Linked DNA regions of Homo sapiens: region 1 is linked to region 2. A link is an interaction called in ENCODE POLR2A ChIA-PET data of the cell type or tissue named here. Cell type or tissue: CD4-positive, alpha-beta T cell. All regions are shown on one strand.

Region 1 (5,000 bases), 51 kb after region 2:
GATCTGCCGCCCCCTCCCTGCCCCTGGCCCGGCAGTGCTGACTCTGGCTTGCACAGGGGCCCTCTGCCCAGTTGAGAGCCTGCCTGCAACTGTCCTGAGGGCACCTGGGGATCACTCACCTTGCTTCCCAGAAAACCAACCTTTTCCCTCCCTGCAGAGGGCTGAGTGAGGGCATGGGGAGGGAGATGAGCTGGAATGAGGGGGTTGACCATAGAAAACACATGGCGGTCAGGCAAAAGCCCAGATGAAGTGTTTGGGGCAGGGCAAGACTAAGAAGTCCCTGGGAAAGAGGTCGGGTGTATGGTTGTGACTCACCACCCAGCAACACCCCAGCTTCCAATACCTGGACATTCTCGGAGCCTACAAAACCAGGAAGCACAGGGTGCCAGCCAGGAGACCCCTGTGGGTCTGTGAGCCTACTGTGCACCAGGTCCGGCCTTGCGGGCTTGCCCTGCTGAGATCTCTCAAGAATCTCTGAGGACAGAGGGGATAGTGTGCCAAGTGTGGTAAAGGGCAGGAGAGTGGCCACTCTCTAGGCAAAAAAGAAGAAGGAGTCCCCAGAGGCCATGATTGGTGCCCAGCGTGAGCCAGGACACTCCAGGAACACTCAGAATTGGCACAGAGGAGTCCAGTTCGGTCATACCCTGAGTCCTGGGCCCATAATAAGGGGGGCAGCCACTGGCTGGTCCCTGGGACAGGCTCCAATTGTGGCTTATTCAGCCTCAACCCCCTGAGTGGAGGAATAACACGGGGAGGGAGGCCTTGCCTGAGTCAGAGGCCTTGGATCTGGCCTGGCTGTGCCCCAGGCTGGCTGTGAGAGTCTCCCCTTGCTGGGCCTCGGTTACCTCATTTATAAATGGAGGTCATAATTTGAACCCCTGATTGTGGAGGAACAGTGAGTCAGAAGGTCTCTAAGACCTGTTCAACCTAGCATTCTCTGTCTGTCTCAGTCATTTAGTACATATCTGGCTCCCAGTCTTCCCCCAGGCACCTCCTCATTAAGACTGGTGGCTCACCAGAGCCTGGCAGGGAAGGACCCCGGGGAGGGGAACGCCCAGGAGCCTGCATGTACACACAGCAGCTCACACCTGACATCAGCAAGAGCTATGGGGGAGACCCACACCTTAGAACTTGGGCAGGGCCCAAATGGAGGCCCCTGGAGTTCAGGGCTGAGGGGAGCCCCACTAGGAGCCATCCCCCAAGTCCCTTCCAGCCATGGCCCTCCTCCCTACCCTCTTTCTTATTTGTCTTCATTTCCCCCCAGCTAAGCCTGCTCTTGGGCACATAATTCATTAATATGGGATTAAAGGGATCCAGGCTGCCTAACCCTGAACGTGACCCTGGACAACCTGAGGCCCAGTGGTGAAGAAGGCCCAGGATGTCCTCCCCGCGCCTGCAGAGGAAGAGCTGAGGCTCCAGCGGCTCTCCTGGCAGCCAGAGGCAGTGCTGGGTTGAAGCCCCCTCGGAGCCCCCTCCCCACTTCCTGCCCTGGCCTCTGCCCCCTCCCTGCCCTCATCAAAATGGAGAAAGCACTGAAAAATTCTCACTCCTTTGGTCACAGAATGTGGGGGTCTGTTCTGGAATCCCACCCACTCTTCACCCCCTTTTTTCTCCTTGTCAGGCTGCTCACATCCCGGGACTTTCCCAGACTCTGCCGTTGTGGAAGTTTCTAAGATGACGGCTGGCCCTCGCTTTCCACAGAGTGTGTCCTTAGACCATGATGCTCAGAGAAGGGATTTCAGGCCACACAGTCAGGACATGGTGCCTGCATCCTTTCATTCTTGGGAGGTTGTCTCAGGGAGAAAAGAACTGGCTCAGGGTTAATGTGCCTTGAACACCTCTGACCTTCTCCCTCCTAACAGAGAGACACAGAGCAGAACTCAGGCAGCGGCAGCGAGGTGGAATTTAATCATAGGATGATTTTTATTTCTTTGTATTTATTTTAATGCTTAGCTCCTGTTGATGACAAGCGATATTATAAACCACTTAATTGCATTAAAAAGTTTCTTTTAAAGAGAACATAATCAGGTAAAATGGTGAACTGATGAAAACAAGACTAAATGGGTAATCGCGTGGGTTGTTTACAGATAAAAACAAATGACTGAAGTTGGAGGGAAACTGACATGGAGGCCAAACTCCACCCTTCACAGGTGGATAAAGCATTTGCCCAAGGTGAGCTCCTGGCAAACTGGGCTTTGAACTGGGCCACACCTGGTACCACACCTCAGAGCCTCCCTCCTCCTCCACTTTTGGGGCTGTTTCATTTCTCTTCTCTCTGAACTGAGCCTCCTTCTTTTCTTAACTTCTCAGCACCCTCTCTTTCACTTTCTCCCACATCCCCTCTGTTCTCTCAAGGCTGTGAAGCCCTATTTAAGGCCATCCTTCCACTGGCCAAGAGGCAGAAACCTGAACTGGTGAGAAACGATGATGAGGTGTGTCAGGAAGAACTCAGACCCCGCATCCAGCCCTGGTGACCCCGGCCCTCTTGAGCTGAGCAAGCCTACAGCAGCAGTTCACCTTCTCTGGGCCTGGCTTCATTTCCTTGGTAAGAAAATAATGACTTCATCCCCCTGGGGTAGAGGCCTAAATGAGCCGATGCCTCTAAAATGCCTAGCACGGTGCCCGGTGTGTTTGGCAGATGCTCGATACACGTCAGTTCTCTAATAGAATCGTTTCTTTTCAAAAGGATCACAGCATTGCTGTGAGTGTCCTTGGTATGTTCAGTGACATTCTTGACAGCAGATGAGGAGTCTTAAAATCGCTTTAAAAATAGAGAAGTAGTCATTTATAATTTGCACACTCATTGTTGGAATGCAAATGCTGCTGCTAAAAGCCTGCTCTCCTAAGTGGGCTTGTGACACCGTCAATCTGCTTAGCAAAGCCTTTGCTTCTGTCAAGTGCAGGTAAGAGCCCTCTTGCAAGCGTTCATGATAACAGAGTTCAGACTTAGCTCCTGGAAATGAGATTTTACTGATGTGGTTACTGTGGGGCCCCGGTAACCCAGCTGTTCTCTACCCTCTGTTCCTCCTCCCCCAGCTGCCCAGATCACGGGGGTAGGGCTAAGAAAAATGAATCAGAGCTGAGGTGTTCACAGATCTTCGTTCTGGCATTACATATCAATCCACCTTCTCCTTCAGTCTTTCCAGGAAAAAAAAACAAATCTAAGCCCAATAAATAGACTTAACTCTCAGACGACAGAGCAACCACAAAGGAAATGAAGGTCTTTTGGGTCCCTGGAGGAGGGTAAGACCCAGTCAGGGTGGAGGTATCATTCTGTCTTCAGCCCTCCCTCCCCTGAGAGATATATGTTTGACTGGGTGGCAGGTCTTCCCTTGGGAGTCCCACAGGCATCTAAACTTAACATGGTCCAAGCTAGAGTTATCACCCCTCCTCCCTCTGCCTCCATACTTTTCTCCTCCCAGATGCCCCAACTTGGTGAGAAACACCACTGAGTTACCCAGGTGGGTCAGGGAGCTGGCAGGCACCTTGGCCTCACCTCCCTCACACTCTCCAAGTCAATCTCTGCATAAATTTGACCCTTCTAGGATCTCTCCTCCCCTCTCACCCCGTAGCCATGGCCCAGGTCACCATCACCTTCTGCCTGGAGCCCTGTTAAGACATCCACCCACCTCCCTAGCTGCCATCTCTTCTCTCCAAGCCAGCCTCCACATGGCAGGTGGGCTAAAGTCATACAACACACTTCCCATTGTTTCACTTCTCTGCCCCAAACCTCACAGTCTCCCCTAACCTTCCGGATGAAGTCCAAACTCCCTAACTCCTCTGCAGACCAAGTATTGATTGGGTGCTTCTTGTGGGCCAGGTCTTGGCCCCCAGCTATCAGACACAAGCCTGTCTGCACAGAGTCTGGAATCCATAGCTTCTCATATCACCTACCACCACATGCCCCACTGTTGGGTCTAAACTAGGACTGCAAACTGGCAGCCCCCTTCTATTCTGTTTGGTTTTCCCAGTGTTGGCTCAGTGTTTTGAAGTCAAGAGATTCCACATAAAAACCTGGGTCCCTGACATCTCTGGAAAACTTGGAAGACCAGGTAACACTAGGCCAGCTTCTCTTCATATTAATAATTGCATGGAGCAGAGTCCTACTTCCCTTTAGAGCCATCAAGCCCTTTCCAATTGGCCACAGTCTCCACCACTCCATATTGTCTTCTACCCAGCCTACTTTTTTCACAGCTCGTGGGTGTGGGGCCTGTGGATATTAAAACCTGCTCCCCCTCCTCCATGTACAGCTTTCCCAGTGCATTCAACTGTTCTTGTTCTGAGCTTTAGCCCCTGCTGATCCCTCCTCCTGGAATGCCCTTTTTACCCTGTCTATTAAAAGTGCTCCTGCTGCTTTTAATAGAATATGCCACAGCCTTCTGTGTCCCCACTGTACAGACATCCTTCCAAGCATCTATTGCACCAAAGCATCCTCGTTTATTAATACTTCCATCTCTGCCACTAGAGTATGAGCCCACTCCACATCTCTAGGGAATAACACACTAACTACTTCACAAAATGGGTCTTCAGGAAATTGTTCATGGGTGATGGGCAGATGCTGACAGTAACAAGAAAATAGCGACAACAATACTAGCCTATGTGCTGGGCTCCAGGCTAAGCATTTCCATACGTCCTCTCATTTAATGCTCAACAGAGGTCAATGTGGGATGCTAGTATCATCTCTATTCTACATATGGAAAGACTGAGGCTGGAGCCCAGGGTCTGATTCCAAAGCTGGCCTGTTCACCATCCCTGGGCAATAGCCTCCTTGCCTCTGTTAGGCTCAAAGTCTTTCTTTTTCCCTGCCTGACAAGTCATGGACCAGAGAGGGCAGGCTGGGGGGAAACTGGGGAACAGTTCTGGGAACCAGAGCTGGGGCTCCTTAGCTTGTCAGGAAATAAAGACCTAAGAACAGTTTGTGAGGCTGGAGCTGGAGGATTGCTTGAGGCCAGCATTTCGAGACTAGCCTGGCCAACACACTGGGACCCTATCTTTACAGT
Region 2 (5,000 bases):
GCCAGCACAGGGGAGGGGCCCACTGAGGGGCCCACTGAGGAGGGGCGTCTGACCTTACCTAGTGATGCTAGAACTCAGGGGAGCCACATGGCTCAGAGAGGTTAAGTCACCTGCTTAAGGCCACATAGCAAGAAAATGGCCTGACTCCAAATCCTATATATTTCTCATATCTTGCTATGGGATCACATTCTGTCAACAGCCCAAAGAAGCAATAATGACAATGACTTGTATCACATGACAGGTCTTGGGAACTTAGCCCAAGGGAGTCTCTTGTGGCTGGCTAGCTACAGAGAATAGAGCCTCTGAAATTTCAACAGAAAAAGCAAGTGAAGATCTGAGACCAATATGAAAGCAATAAGTGTTTACTACAGAGGCTGATAAGACATATTAATTTTTTTTCTGAAACCTAGAACGGAAGTAAATAGCAATAATGCAACAGAACAATTTCCTGAAGATCAGGACCATATTGGAATGTAGACAGAGTGTTTTACCTGGCCATGGAATAGTATTGGTTTCTTTTTCTTCAGTCTCCTCAAGATGAACTTAACTATATAATAAATTTTGATTTTTCCCTTTTTTATTTAGCATAGAAATAAACTTGATCCTAATATTATAGACCAGTTTTTTTTACACCCCAGAAAGCACATTTTTTGTCTATGTGATAGTTTTTTAAAAAGGTCTAGTGCCCTCTGAAGTACAGCTGCATCAAACATTTCTCCCTTCCAGCAGGACACATTCTCAATGCTCCAATGAAAGTCAACAGGAGTACAGGTTCTGATGCACAGAAATCCATTTCACGGGAACCCTGTCAAGTCTTAATGTATCCCTCCAGGATCCCAGGCTGCCTGGGCACCAGCTTCACACACTCCTCTGATTATAGCAAGGATCAATGTCACCCCGGTCTATGGAACGAGTTGCAGAAGAGTTTTAAATAGTAGGAAATCCATGCCGGGTGAGGTCATGGTGAAGGCGAAGGGGAAACATTCACAGTTGTTCTGGGAGAGACAGAAGCTGTTATGCACGGTCGCCAAGGCCTGGCTGCAAAGTAAACCCTCCAATCAGGCAGGTTGCTGGCAGGATACGGCCCGGCCTGCTGTTCCTGTGGCTGAATGGTACAGTCTGGTTTTACCCAACTTGGATCAGGCAAGTTTGAGGCTCAGACAGCACTGAGGCAGGTGGGAATGTGTGTGGAGACCTTCTGCTCCCTCTACTCTCATTTAGGTCTCTTTCTGGCCTGGGCGAATGTTTTACGAAGGGGACTCCAGCCAGAGACAGCAGGGCATACCAAGTCGCTCAAATAACTACACGTATTTTCTACTGCCCCCTTCTCCCAACACATAGCCTCCTGGAGCTCAGCTCCTATTCTTAAGGAGCTCATGGGACAGTTAGAGTACCTGATGGAGGAGTGATCAGTGAATTCAGTGGGGGAAAGATGAGAGACGCAGCCTGCAGTGAAGCAGGTAGTATGGCTTTAGGACCTGGCAAGGCAGTGGTGAATGGACGTGCCGATTATCAAGCCCACCATGGGCACAGATGGGGCCAAAGCGGCCAAGCTCAACGTCTCAGATGCGGATCTGTGATCACTGTCAGTGCTACTTGCAAGATACAATCCCTGATGCAGTTCCTTCCTCTGTAACACCCCACTAACACGCATGCATATTCCACAGCCCTGCTTTGGCAATGCAAAGTTTTGTATAAAGAAATATTTTGCTGTAAACATATTTCTATTCTAGGCTAACTCAGATTTAGAGATAGATTTTTCTTTCCTTTTAAGAAATCAAGAGTTCAAACCTTCAGCCCGGCAACTGTACACAATTGCTCACAATTATGTTTCATTCAAACAAGAACACAATGTATCAATCATATTTACCTGTTTTGGTCTGTCTCCAATTCCAAAAGCTACCTTGGTCTGCCAGTAAAGGGGAGTCACATCTGGGAATGTCCTGGCCATGTGACCCCAAGCATGTCTCACTTTCCCCATCTGTTGAAAAGGGGACTCTAGCTTCTTCCTGGGCTGTGGGAAGCAGGACATGAAGTCTAGGCTGGGCCAGCTCCCTAGGGCCCTCAGCAAATGGAAGTTGCGAACATTAACGCTGCTTTTGAACAATGCCAAGGTTGCATAAGAAATGTAGCCATGCCTATCATGGGGCTGGGTTTGGGCTTTCTGTAACACTGATTCCGAACAATGTCAAAAGTTGCATAAGGAACCTCACTGTGCCTATCCTGGGGCCCAGTTTTGGCTTTCTAGAGCTCGCCTGTGGCAGCATTTCTGCAGCCGGAGAGGGAACACCCTTCCCACGGCCGCCGCCTCGGTGCCGGTTGGTGACTCATAGCACTGGCGAGGGGCGTGGGCGGGAAACCACATAGGCATCACCATGGCATCTGACAGATTTGCCCCTGTGGAGCTACTCTGTAAAGAAAAGGGGAAGAGGGGGCCCTTCTCCTCCTGCAAGGTGAGTGGGGCACAGAGGGAACAGCTTTCGTCAGCCGAACCCCCTTGCTGCAACGTGGCTGGAAGCCAACCTTAGAGAAGGTGGCAGCGTCCTGCCTTCCGCCCAAAGTGAGTGCTGGCCTGGCTCCTGGGGTGAGGGAAAAATCCCATCTTGTGGGTGCTGCCCTCCATAGCTCCCTCTCACACAAACACGTTCAAAGTCTTCTCACATACTTAACATCAGAAAGGCAATCCAGAACCTCCCATTTGTGAGCAACAGCTATGTGCTGGGTTGGCTCCCCTCAGCACTGCTTTTATGTTATTTGCTTCCTTCCATCCTCAGGATGACTTGTTCTTATCTCCTCTTACAAATGAAGAAACTGAGGCTAGAAGTTGCCCGAGGCCACAGTGCTGCCCTGAGGCAGAGCTGGGGTTCCAACCAAGATGTGTTCCCTGTGCTCAAAAATGGGTCAGGAAATTTACAAATGGGTGTCTGTGGGCATGTGAGAAGCAGGTGAACTGGAGAACATCCAGGAAGTGCAACTGCTGAGGCCACAGACAGCTCAGGGCAGAAACACTCATTTTAGGCAGCTGTCACTTTCCAAAGGACTTTCTATGTGCTGTCTCATTTACTTTCCATAACAGTTCTATGAAGTGGGAGCTAACATCTCCATTTCGAAGGCAAGGAGGCAGAGATTGAATTGCTCCTCAAGGGCATCCAACTGCTCTGTCCTCTATGGCCTCCAGCCTCCAGTTCCCCATCTGTGCAATGGGAATATATTAAAATCACACCTTCAGATGATGTCAGGGTTAAATGAGGGAACATAACAGAAATGCTTTAGAAACTGCAAAATGCCACCGGAATTCTATGGAGTATTATTATTTACTAAAATAGCTTAGTGAAGACAACACAAATAAGTCTGAGAATTGCAAGGTTCTAGATTCAGACCTAGATTTCTGCAGAGTGTTTAAGCGGTGTTCTTTCCCGGACTGGAAGCTCCTGAAAGCAGGGACCACGTCTGGTTTGCCTCAGTTTCCTCAGCGCCCTGTTCCATGCCTGACACAGAGAGGGACCTTGAAAAAGCTAGGTGAAACTATTCAGGATTAATTCAGACTGGGAAAGAGGGTGGAGGGGAAGAACAATGGGATTGAGGGCTGGAAGTGGCCTTTTAGAGGTGGGTGACCAGAAGGTTGATGTTCCAACTCTTGAGAATGAAAACGCCTCTTTTAATAGTCTTGATAAAATGGAACTGTTCTGGGCCAGCAGGGACATACAGTCATACTACTTAAATATTTAGTACTTATTTAGTCTGATCCCCATGTTGTGGGGGAAACTGAGGCCCTCAGAGGATTGCAGAGCTGGGGGGGAAACCCAGGACTCCCTGCCCCTCCATAGGCCTGCTCTTGGAAGAGCCAGAGCAGCAGCTCGGAGTGGGTGGAGCTTGCTTTTAGTGCCTGCAGCTCTCTGGAAGGAACTGGGTGTTATCGAGATAATCCAAAGTTTCTGTTGGGTAAATATCAACACTTCTGGGCCCGTTACTAAGGGCCTGGGTGGTTGCTAAGCGGCCCTATGACCTCATGAGGGGGCCATTGTTTAGCACTCAATAGGCATCCTTGAGTGACATCCCCCAGCTCCCAAATCCCAGGGGCCCCTGGGGTTTTGTGAAAAGAAGCAAGAGATTATAATGAGCAGGAGCGGTACACAGACCCACGTTTGTTTTCTGGGGGTCTAGTGGGGCGGGGGTGGGGGCTGCAGCTTTTCAGAACAAGGCATAGGAAGGCATGAGGGCCCGGTGAGAGGCTGCCAGCTGCCATTGCTGGCAATAGAAATACCCCAGGAATAAAGAATTAACCCCATGTATGGCGCTTGACCCTTTGTAACCCACCTGAACACTCATCCTCTCACTTTGTTTTCAAAGCAGCCACACCATTTCACAGAAGAGAAAAAACTGGGTCCAAAAAGGGGAGACAGCTTGCCCAAGGCCTCTCAGAAATGTCTCAGTTTCCAGGTGTGGAAGGCAGAATAATGGCTGCACAAAGACACCCACATCCAAACCCCCAGAGCCTGTGAATATGTCAGCTTATGGCAAAGGGAAATGAGGGTGCAGATGGAGTGAAGGTGTCTCACCGCTGACTTTAAGACAGGGGAGATCACCCTGGATGATCTGGGTGGGCCAATGGAATACAAGGACCTTTAAAAGTGGAAAAGGGAGGCAGAAGATTCAGTGTCTGTGAATCAAGGAAATAGGCAGCCTCTAGAAGATGGAAAAGGCCCAGAGACAGATTCTTCTCCCCCGCAGCCTCCAGAAGGAATGTGGCTCTGCCTCGATTTCAGCCCGGTAGAGCTGTGTCAGACTTCTGACTACAGAACTGTCAGCTGATCAATTTTAAATCCCCTGGTCTATGGTTTTTTGTTACAGCAGCAATAGTAAGCTAATACACCACACTTAGAAATCTGCAATGCCTAAGCCAGAAGCAGGGCCTTGAAGATCACATTTAGCTTTTTGGAGTTCAGAAAACAGAAGGCCCAGGGGAATAAAATGATTTACTCAAGGTCCCAAAGCAAGTA

What was found. Peaks named below come from ENCODE experiments on the same cell type or tissue, not always from the same donor. Only the 100,000 strongest peaks of a DNase experiment are listed, where the experiment ranks them.
Region 1: POLR2A ChIA-PET joins it to region 2 with 5 read pairs; 2 of 35 experiments call an interaction of 5 or more read pairs at or near these places.

What each region holds. Positions count from the first base shown.
Region 1 is chr3:10,600,655-10,605,654 of GRCh38, forward strand. It overlaps a transcript of ATP2B2 not described here. Among named protein-coding and RNA genes, the nearest start is that of ATP2B2-IT2, 24 kb to the right of the region's middle. RefSeq lists an enhancer at 158-659. In CD4-positive, alpha-beta T cell, no CTCF peak of the experiment used is centred here; a DNase peak (open chromatin) is centred at 2,997; H3K27me3 peaks cover 293 bases.
Region 2 is chr3:10,549,850-10,554,849 of GRCh38, forward strand. It overlaps a transcript of ATP2B2 not described here. Among named protein-coding and RNA genes, the nearest start is that of ATP2B2-IT1, 18 kb to the right of the region's middle. RefSeq lists a silencer at 3,836-4,130. In CD4-positive, alpha-beta T cell, no CTCF peak of the experiment used is centred here; a DNase peak (open chromatin) is centred at 2,342; H3K4me3 peaks cover 891 bases; H3K27ac peaks cover 1,405 bases.